Regions from separate parts of the Homo sapiens genome. Here region 1 is linked to region 2. The links are chromatin loops, found by intact Hi-C in ENCODE. Cell type or tissue: endothelial cell of umbilical vein. All regions are shown on one strand. Links, peaks and the distances in the headings refer to the core of each region. The heading gives the core; the rest is flanking DNA. Region 1 overlaps LOC105378780 (a long non-coding RNA gene). Region 2 has its middle 13 kb from the start of LINC01702.

Evidence for each region. Hi-C counts contacts between places; a loop is a spot of excess contacts. Peaks named below come from ENCODE experiments on the same cell type or tissue, not always from the same donor. Only the 100,000 strongest peaks of a DNase experiment are listed, where the experiment ranks them.
Region 1: a loop joins it to region 2, with 4 times the contacts of the local background. A loop is called at or near these places in 2 of 110 quality-filtered maps.

Annotation. Positions count from the first base shown.
Region 1 is chr1:67,588,037-67,593,412 of GRCh38, forward strand. It overlaps LOC105378780 (a long non-coding RNA gene), which reads left to right. Exons shown (of 4, transcript XR_947474.4): 4 at 2,212-2,361. Among named protein-coding and RNA genes, the nearest start is that of LINC01702, 68 kb to the left of the region's middle. In endothelial cell of umbilical vein, for the core only: no CTCF peak of the experiment used is centred there; a DNase peak (open chromatin) is centred at 2,505; H3K27ac peaks cover 1,187 bases.
Region 2 is chr1:67,532,940-67,538,315 of GRCh38, forward strand. No RefSeq gene overlaps it. Among named protein-coding and RNA genes, the nearest start is that of LINC01702, 13 kb to the left of the region's middle. RefSeq lists a silencer at 287-581 and an enhancer at 2,547-2,841. In endothelial cell of umbilical vein, for the core only: a CTCF peak has its summit at 2,621 (motif pointing right); DNase peaks (open chromatin) are centred at 1,952 and 2,662.

The DNA of each region.
Region 1 (5,376 bases), core at 138-5,137, 55 kb after region 2:
CCATCCTTTGGGAGTGGCCTTGCCACTACGGTCCCAGATGGCTCACTATCACATCTAACATTCCAGCCATCCATCCCGTATGATGGAATAAACAGAAGTAAAGAGAGCAAGCCCTTTTTCCTTGCTCCTGGAGATAAAGCAATCTATGATTATAACAGAGAAGGGTAACAGGACAACTTGCCAATATTCATAGAGCACTGGCTAAGTGCCTTTTCTAATTCAACCCTCTCAATTACCCTATGGGGGTAGACACTGTTATTATCCCCACTCCCTTTCAAGCAGATGATGTTTTATCAACAAGCCGACTTTGCAGATCTGAGAAATAATATGAAGGGCTGGCCAACCTGGGTAGACCATGTGATAGCAATTCTTTCTCAGAAAGTTTTCATGTGATGTGCACATGACTTTTATGTTTGTTAATAAACACAGCAAGAATTCCAGCACTCCGTGTTCTTTTATAGCTATTATTTCAAATTCGGTGCTATGATCATCTAAATTATATGTGCATGTAGTTAAAGAGCCAAAAAGTTCTACATACTTTGGTTCAAATGTCAGTGATTACTTCCCCGTTCCCCACAGCTTCCCCAAATCTCCGCAGCGCAGTTTCCCATGGTCCAGAGACAACCACCTCCAATATTTTTGCTGATTCATTTTGTTATTCACCTCGTATCATGCTTATATTGCTACTTTGAGATTTCTCAGTTTAGGCATTATCTTTTGGCTTTGCACCATGAAAGATGAGGATTTAGCTCTGCCATCAGCGGCCTGCACCATGTGCAACATACAAATACGCTTTCCCCCTCTTCTATCTAATATAGATGTAACTCGATTTCAGCCAGAGCAGTATTTTTATAGCTGGTCATCTAGTACGCTAGACTTGTTACTTTTCTCACACATTATTTTGCTTGTTTTCTTTGGAATTATTTTCTTATTTTTAAAGTTTGGCTCATGCCTCTAATCCCAGCACTTCGGTGGGGGGACTGCTTGAGTCCAGGAGTTCCAGACTAGCCTGGGCAGCATACGACAACAACAAAAACTAGCCAGACATGGTGGTGCGCACCTGTAGTCCTGGCTATTCAAGAAGTTGAGGTGGGAGGATACCTTGAGCCCAGGAATTCAAGGCTGCGGTGGGCTGTGATCTTGCCACCACACTCCAGCCTGGGCAACAGAACAAGACCCTGTCTCAGAAAAATAAATAAATAAATAAAGTGGCTTCATTTTCTGTGTACTTATCTCTAAGTAAGCCTCAAACCTGTCCACTGTGACAGAAATACTTTCCCAACATTTCCACATATATTTGGTATTCTATCAATTTCAACTTTTTGAGGCAATCTCTCTGGGGGCCTTCTAACTAGCTTGGGTCTAGACAGGTGGCCCCTATGCTGGGTGCTCGGCTGTCACCCCAGGATCTCTGCACCATTGTCTTGGGCCTTCCCTGGGCCTCTCTCCTAGGTTGGAGTGCCTTACTTCTGGGTCCCATGCTTTCTTCTTTCTTGGAATCTTTTCATTTTGGAGCGTAAGAAAGAGGACAAAGGAGGGTTTTGTTTGTTTTGAGCCCATGGCACATGTTTAACCTACGATCTTTAATAGGAATTCTTAGCCTTATGTCAGAGATGAAGCAATTGAAGTTTAGGATTATTAAGCAGTTAGGAAGTTGTCGAGTTGGTCTAGTAGGATATGTCTTGGGTCAGAGCTTCCGTCACACTGTTTTCTTATCTATCTTCTCTGTTGAGCCATGAGCTCTCTTAAGGCAAGGACCAATCCTATCTGTTCCCTTTTGTATCTCTAGTAGCAGGCTGTCCTAGGCGCTCAACTAAGGTTTCTTGAGTGAATGTGTTGGGTCTGATTTTGGAGGACATTGTTTGTTCCATCCTAACGGAATAAAAATCCCAACATTTTGTTTTTAACCTGCCAAGCCCAAATTATCTGTACCTGCTGTAATTATCTCCCACTGCCCCAGGCGCCCCCTCCCCCACAGTTTTGTGCTTGTTGTCATCTTAGAAGACAGATAGACATCTGCCTGCACCTGAAATGGCTCAAAAAATTTCCTTGGGAAGGTCTCGCCTTCATTCTTAAACCACAACATACACTTCCAATGTTTATTTTTGTGAGACACACAATAGTATAATCACAAAATATTTTTTCCCTAAAGAACAACTTACTCAAGTGAAGGCAATGCTATATTTATGACTTTTTTTTTCCTGTTTTTAGGATACCTCATGGAAACTTGACAGAACAAAGGATTTATTTTTTATTAGGTTAAATCTGCTTCTTGGGTACTGTTTGCTTGCTGCCCATTAAGTCTGGACATCTCAATTTGAAAAAAAGGCACTTGGATTAATAAAAACAACCTGAAACAGATCCCTTTAGTGGGGTGACTCTGTATTATGTTAAAACGTAATGTGACAAACACGGCTGCAGCGCCCTCCCAGAACCCAAACCTTCCAAGCTAAAAATAGCCCTTGGTCTTTCCCTGCAACTCAAAAACAGGAACAGCATAACTTGTTTGCCTCATTATGTGTTCTGCCCAGGGATCCAGCCCTCTCACATCCTGGCTCTTGCATACTTTCACAAATTCTAATCTGCCCATTACAAATCCAACAGGCCTCATGGTAGGAAGTGAATTCTGCACAAACACAACTGCCCTAGGTCCTTAAACAATGCACTGTTCACCCAGGGGCTCACAGGAGGGAATAATAACTTTAACCACCACTTAGGGGAGGCATCTCTTAATATTTTTCTGGTTCTATGGGCATGAAGATAGGCACGCTATGTGTTTTAACCTTTTCCATCCTTACCATCTATGAGGGTAAATCTTATTATTATCCCTATTTTATAGATAAAGGAAATGAAGGCTCAGGAGATAAAAGAACTTGCCCACACTCACCCAAGACAGTGTAGGAGTGGTGGCCAAACCCAGCTGGCTTTCACATTAATGAGCATCACAGCAAACTACCTCACCATAATGCCATGGCCAAGTGAGTGGGACCTCCACTCAGAAGTGAAGGGAGATGGGCTGGGCATGGTGGCTCACACCTGTAATCCCAGCACTTTGGAAGGCAGAGGCGGGTGGACCACCTGAAGTCAGGAGTTTGAGATCAGCCTGGTCAACATGGCGAAACCCCATCTCTACTAAAAATACAAAAGTTAGCCAGGCATGGTGGCGCACGCCTGTTGTCTCAGCTACTCGAGAGGCTGAGGCAGGAGAATTGCTTGAACCCGGGAGGCGGAGGTTCAAGCCTCTGCTATCAAGCCTGAGCCGAAATCCCACTATTGCACTCCAGCCTGGTGATGGAGCGACACTCCGTCTCAAAAAAAAAAAAAAAAAAAAAAAAGTAGAGGAAGATGAAGGAATGTCTAACTCTAACTACTATTGGCCCATGAGAATAAAGGCAGAAGCTATAGATGCTCAGAGTTGGGAGGGATTATGTAGATCATCTATCCTTGGGTATCTTTTTTTCTGCAGCAGATCTGACAAGTTCCCACACAATTCCACGGGAAAATCATCGGCTTTGGATTCTTGACCCTCTGTGGAGGGAGAGGGAGGGCAAGTGGAAGTGGAGTGAATCAGTAGAAAGGAAAACAGTGCTGCAGGACAGAGAGGAGACTCTTAGAGAAGTGCTCTCCAGGGGAAGGCAAGATGGGAGAAACGAGCTGGCCTGAGAGGGGAACAGGGATGTGCCCTCTGTAGAAACAGGAGGAAAGGCCCAGCATGTGGGCACAGGCCAGTTAAGTTGGAAGTTTTGTTACTAAGAAGATGAGGTGGTTTCTAGGTGGTTGTTTCTCTTTTTCTCAGTGAACTGCAGGTGAAGGCCATCAGCTGCAAGTGAGGAAAGGAGAGAAGATACAGGAAGTTTGAGAAGACAGAGGGTGTGAAGAGTTTTGGAAGTGGAGATACTGAGAAAGTGTTTGTCCATCAGTGGCTTGAGATTTGTGTCCATATATGTCAAAGGAATCCCATCATCATGATCAGTGGATTCTGCAAAAACATGCAGCTGCTTGGGTGCAAGCATGATAGCTGGAAAGCTGGAGCTTGACATGTGAGGTTGTTGGACAGAGTTTGCAGGGCAGTGGTTGTAAGAAAGAATCATGACTCTAAGCTGGGTTGAGAGTGAGGTGTCTGATGAAAAAGTGGTAGCGCTAATAATAATCAAAGATCTCTATGAGATCTGCATACATATTGCACTGGAGGACCAGCAAAAGTGAGCTGGGAGTAGAGGCTGGTATACTTGAGGTTGCAATTTCAGTGGTGGTGCATTTAGTGTGGCTTGCAATATGGAAGGGCATGACCAAGGAAGAAGATAGCTAGGTGGGTGGGGGAAAAGGGCATCAGTATGAGCTGGCTGAAGAACAAGCAGCTGAGATATTGGATGGATAAGCCAACTGAATTTTGAAGCAACCAAGAATGGTGGCAATTGAAAGAAATGAGACGATGGTAAAGTCATTCATGAAAGGAGTGAGACAGGGTGGGCAGGAGATGGCAGCAACTCAGAGGCGCAAAGTCCGATGACATATACTTCAAAGGAAGAGGGGTTGAAGAAGGGAACGAATGGCTTAGAAGTGGCAATCGGAGGCCAGGCGCACACCTGTCCCATCTCCAGATACATGGGGAGGGTATGAGAAGAAAAAAAAAGCCAACCTGCTGTTAAGTAGCTGCAATGGAAGTTTTAGGACAAATCAGGCACTAGACGGGGTAAGCGGTGAGGGAAACATTCTGAGAAGGGATTAAGAATAGAGAAGAGGAGGCTGCTGAGAGGCTGGACAGTGTGGGGGAGATTGGTTCAGATTACCAGATGTGCAGAGCCACCATGGGGCTAAGGGTTGGGGTGATGCCAGATGACTTGGGATGGGAACTTGACCTTCTGGAGGTGACTGAGGTGAACAGGGAGGTGGGACATGGTGGGATTAGTGCTGATGATCTCATAAGAATCTGGTTTTGTAGCAGGAAGTTTAATGACATCAGTTTATTTCACTTCTCTGATTGCAACCCTTTACTAGCTTCTCATTGCTCTTTGGATCAAGTTCAGACCCTCAGCACTATCAACAAAGTCAAGCATGGTCTGGCCCTTTCTGCCTCCCCAGCCTCACTTCTAAGTCTGCCACAGCATTGAAATGAACCCAATTGCAAGTTTTTGTTGCTCGCTTGGTATTTCAGGCAATACAGCATAGTGGTTAAGCACAGTGATTCTGGTTCCAAACAATCTGGGTTTGAAACCTGGCTTTATCACTTTCTCACTATATGACCTGGGGCAAGGTATCTGATTACTCTGAATCTGAGTTTTTTCATTTGCAAGATGGGGTAAATAATAGGACCTACATTAGAGAGTGGTATACTTGCAAAAGCACTTAGATCTGCCTATCTGTCATGTGGGTTAG
Region 2 (5,376 bases), core at 119-5,118:
TAAAAGTGCTAAAAACAAGATGCCATAAAGCACAGAAGGGGCCCAGGAGAGATTAATTCATGGAGAACTTACTCGTTTTTTTGAGACAGAGTCTCACTGTGTTGCTCAGGCTGCAGTGCAGTGGCGCGATCTCAGCTAACTGCAATGTCTGCCTCCTGGGTTCAAGTGATTCTTGTGCCTCAGCCTCCTGAGTAGCTGAGACTACAGGTGCACGCCACCAAGCCTGGCTAACATTTTTTGTATTTTTAGTAGAGATGGGGATTTCACCATGTTGGCCAGGCTGTTCTCAAACTCCTGTCCTCAAGAGATCCGCCCACCTTGGCCTCCCAAAGTGCTGGGATTACAGGCATGAGCCACTGTGCCTGGCCTAATTAATGGATAACTTCTGCAAGAATCCAGGGTCACGGTTGATTTGTTTATTCATTTATTCACTCAGCAAACATTTCTTTGTGCCAGGCATTGTGCTAGGTCCAGGGAATACTGCTTACGTTGGAGAAGTTCGCATTCTAGTTTGGGTGGACAAACATGTGATAAAGATGTGTACAGGGCATAGTTTTCTCTCAGCAGCTAGGGTAACATTCCAACTCCATGTTTTGGTTTAAGAAACACATTTGATTTTATTTAAAATATTATATATTTTCTCTTTTATTTCTTTTCCCTATTTACAATAAGGCTTACTTGCAAAATTAAGAAATACATTTGAGTGGGTAGTTCCCTTGGTAAAACATTTATATTTCCTTCTTAATTTCTTTGTAAAAGTCTACTCTTAAACACTACTATTTAGAGTTAAGTGAGAAAAGAAAATTGCAGGACAGAATGCACAGAAAGATCTATTTATCTATCTACATAAAAACTGGAAGAATACACTCCCATACTGTTAACAGTGGCTACCTCTAGGGAAAGGGTGAAGTGATATTTGAAAAAATGGGGCTTTTACCTTTTCTTTTCTTTCCTTTTTTTTTTTTAGACAGAGTCTCGCTCTGTCGCCCAGGCTGGAGTACAGTGGTGCGATCTCGGCTCACTGCCAGCTCCACCTCCTGGGTTCACGCCATTCTCCTGCCTCAGCCTCCTGAGTAGCTGGGACTACAGGTGCCCGCCACCACGCCCAGCTAATTTTTTGTATTTTTAGTAGAGACGGGGTTTCACCGTGTTAGCCAGAATGGTCTCGATCTCCTGACTTCGTGATTCACCCGCCTCGGCCTCCCAAAGTGCTAGGATTACAGGTGTGAGCCACCACACCCAGCTTTTTTTTTTTTTTTTTTTTTTGGTTTCTTTTTTGAGACAGAGTTTCGTTCTTGTTGGCTGGGTTGGAGTGCAATGGCGTGATCTTGGCTCACCGCAACCTCCGCCTCCTGAGTTCAAGAGATTCTCCTGCCTCAGCCTCCCGAGTAGCTGGGATTATAGGCATGTGCCACCACACCCAGCTAATTTTGTATTTTTAGTAGAGATGGGGTTTCTCTATGTTGGGCAGGCTGGTCTCAAACTTCTGACCTCAGGTGATCCGCCTGTCTTGGCCTCCCAAAGTGCAGGGATTACAGGCGTGAGCCACTGTGCCTGGCCTTACCTGTTATTTTCTATACTCCTATATCATTTGCATTTTTTAAAAACAAGCACGCACTTCTTTTCCCATTAAAAAAAGAACCGTAATATTTTTTCATGACCCTGTCCCAGAAAACTCTTCTGTACTCACATGGCTAACTCAAACACTGTGGTGTACACTGCTGAGGGAGCTAGTTGTCTCTCTTTTTGAAAGAAAATTAAAAGGAAGAGGAAAGTCCATATTTATTTTCCTTTGTACTCTTGTAGAGGTCATCTAATCGGAAGTGTTCCAAGCTGCTTTAAAGCCCCTCTCCTCTTTAAAGTGGTTTACAAACATTAGCTCAGCACCCTTCAGGGCCTCATAGTGAGGCGGGCTCATATAAGAGGCTAGTGAGTCATAAGGAAGTGGCAGCTGTGGTTGCCATGTCAGTGGTCCTAATAACACCCCTAACATGTGTCTCTGGCTGTACTGTGCTCAAAGGGCTTTCTCCTGCATTATCTGGTGTAACCCTTCTATGACCCTTGGGAAGTCAGGTCAGTACTGCTATTCCTTTATTATATAACAGATGGAGAAATCTATAATATAGGTTCTGGAAAGTGAAATGATAAGCCCAAGATGGGGAGGCCAGTCAGCATGAGGGTTTCACATCACTTATATGTCAATTACTGCACAGCACAAAAGAGAGGATCACTAATGTCAAACCTCGTATAACATAACTTTGACATTGGGGAGGTAGGAGAGGGAGAAGAGCAAACAGTCTTTCTGCCTAATCTGCCCCTTTTTTTCTTTCCTCCCTTCTTTCTTTCTATCCTCCCTCCTTCATTCCCTCTCTGTTTCTACTCCATTGGGAAAAGAAGAGGTGAGGAAGAGGACCCTATTAGAGAAGTAAACAGATCATCACAATTCAGCAGCCAAGTTTTATGCAAATTTAAATTATGCCACAGATTTGAAGCAATGTGCCAAAATATATTAATCAAGTCTCATTTATATGCAAATATTGAAGAAAAGAGAAGCTTCTCACACTGTAAATTAGTCGAGTTTCTCCAGTTCAATACAGGAAGGCTGAGTGACTTGCAGGTGGTGTTCACACTTTTGCCACATGGGGACGCCACCACCGTTGGTAGCCGGACATACTGGCACTCCGTCAGGGTGGAATATGTGAGCATTGCATAACACAAAGTTTCACTCACCCTCATCACTCAGCTTGAAAGGACCATTAACACAGTTTTCTCTCCCATTAAACTAAATTCCTCAAAGGCAAGCTTAGACTTATTCTTTTAAACCCCATCTCCTAGACCAGTGTCTGACATATAGTAACTTACCATTAAGATTTTTTTCTATTAAAAGTATTCTTTTTTTCTTTTCTTTTCTTTTCTTTTTTTTAAGACAGAGTCTTACTGTGTTGCCCAGGCTGGAGTGCAGTGGCGTGATCTCGGCTCCCTGCAACTTCCGCTTCCTGGGCTCAAGCGACTCTTGTGCCTCAGCCTTCCAAAGTGCTGGGATTAGAGGTGTGAGCCACTGTGCCCAGCCTTAAAAAGTATTCTTAACACAAAAAATTTCAAATATATCCCAAAGTACAGACTATAATATAATGAATTCCCTTGTACTCATTATCCAGCTTCAACACCTACCAACTCATGGTCAATCATCTGTCCTCTATATACCCTATTTCTTAGAATCAAATACACAAATGTAAATATTTTGGTGTAAGACACTGTAAAAAAGAAAAGAAAAGGAATGTAATTGCTAGGCCTCTCTCACTGACTTTAAAATACCTGGGTGGGTGGCGGTGGGCAGAGTGGAGAGAAGGAGCATTTTTCTAGAGGTCGCAGCGTTTTGTGGAACAATTTCCTGTAATGGGAAAAATTGAGACGGGTAAGAGGAAGGAATAATGATTATTACATGCCAAGTGTTGTGCATTATTATTTAATTTCACCTTTCTGGGAGATAGAGGTATGACGTACCCATTTTAAAGATGAGGCTCAGAGATGTTGAGTGCTGTATCTTCAGCAAAGCTGGGATTGGAACCCAGCTGTGTGTGGCTTCAAGGTCTGTATTCTCCACCCTCTGATAGGACGAACTTGCAATGCATATCAAACCAAATCCACCCATGGTTTGAGGCTCTCCCTCCCGCCCATGTACCTAAATCCAGCTTCATTCATAGGGCCTTGGGGGACAAGCCCCTGAGGGTTACTCCAGCCCTTTGGAGAAGGGAGGGTTTCCATGCCCAGAGTGTCAAAGGGGAATTCAGTTTCTTATTCAACAGAGCTCATTTCCTCTTGTTGCTTGTCCTAAGAAAATGACTGCCTGGAGTCCCAGAGAATTTGTAAGTAAATTTGTAGGCCAAGAGTGGTGGCTCCCACCTGTAATCTCAACACTTTGGGAGGCTGAGGTAGGAGGATTGCTTTTATCAAGGAGTTTGAGACCAGCCTGAAAAACACAGCAAGACCTGTCTCTACAAAAAAAAAAAAAAAAAAGAAAAAAAAATTAGCTGGGCGTGGTGACACACATCTGTAGTCCCAGCTGCTCGGGAGGCTGAGGCATCAGAATTGCTTGAGCCTGGGAGTTTGAGGCTGCAGTGAGCCATGATCATGCCACTGCACTCATCCTGGGTGACAGAGTGAGACCGTGTCTCTAAATAAATAAATAAATAAATAAATAAATAAATAAATAAATAAATAAAAAGTTGTAAGGGATTAAGCAATAAAACACACATACACTGGTTAGGATAAACCGTTTGTGGGAAAAATCTAAGAGATTGTGTTTAAGTGTGTTCTTGAATAGATTAGACTGGGTTTGATTGAGACTCTAAGGAAATAAACCAAGCCTCAATTACTTTTAGGGGAAGGAGACCCCATTGTAAGAGAAGGAAGCTGACCAGCCATGGCAGCTTGGAAAATGACAAGTCTCAGGGGCAAATGCTGGCAAGGCCTGTCCATTCAGTGTCCAGGCAAGAAGAAAGCTTGGCAAGCAGACCTGAGCAAAGAGGTTTGCCAGGCAAAGCAAACCCTCTAGTGGGTAAGAGCGCTTTGAGCAATTCAGCCGAAAGATAGGTCTTCTATTCAACCTTTGCCACAATTCCTTGCTCGCTCTTCTGGATAATTTGGCTTCTTGGGTATTCGTTTTTCAACAGGGAAAGAACAAAGTGCTCTGGCTTGTGTGAACTTCCAGTACTCTCGAAAGCTGATTTTCTCATTATAAATGAATAAATTGGCGTTCTGGTTATAACTTGGCTTCTCCAGTAATTTGCCTCCAGGGAGAGAATGGACTGATCTCCGTACTAGAGTGTTCTGTCTGCTTGCCAGCTTAACTTCGCTTTGTAAGCGAATAAATGGGCCTCCTGTAGTTATATATCGGCCTCTCAGGGGTGCCTGGTTAATGCCTGGTTTCCTGGGGAAGAAGGACCAGGTGAGAAGTGCCAACAAACAGGTCTCCTGGCCTGCAGGAGAGCAGGCTCCTCAAGTGGAGAAATCATCAAGGCAATGAATGCGGTCTCCTGGGGTCTCTTGGGAGAGAGCTGGTGTCTGAACCACAGTGACACGTGGCCTTAACACGAGGAACTGAACCTTCATGCCCCAAAGGAAGCAAGTTTGGATCCTTTAACCCCTAAGCAGGTTATTCCAGCTCAGTGAGAAGAATCCCTACTTTATTCCCATTGGCATGAGACGAAGAGGTTCTTGGAAGCAAAACTTTGCCATGTCGCTCCTTCCTTTAAAATCCCTTGACAGCCTCTTATTACTTGGAGTATAAAGTCCAAACTCCTTGGCAAGACTTGCCTTTGTGACAGGAAAAATAAAAAAATTATTACTACATGATTTCATCAAATCAAATCCCCT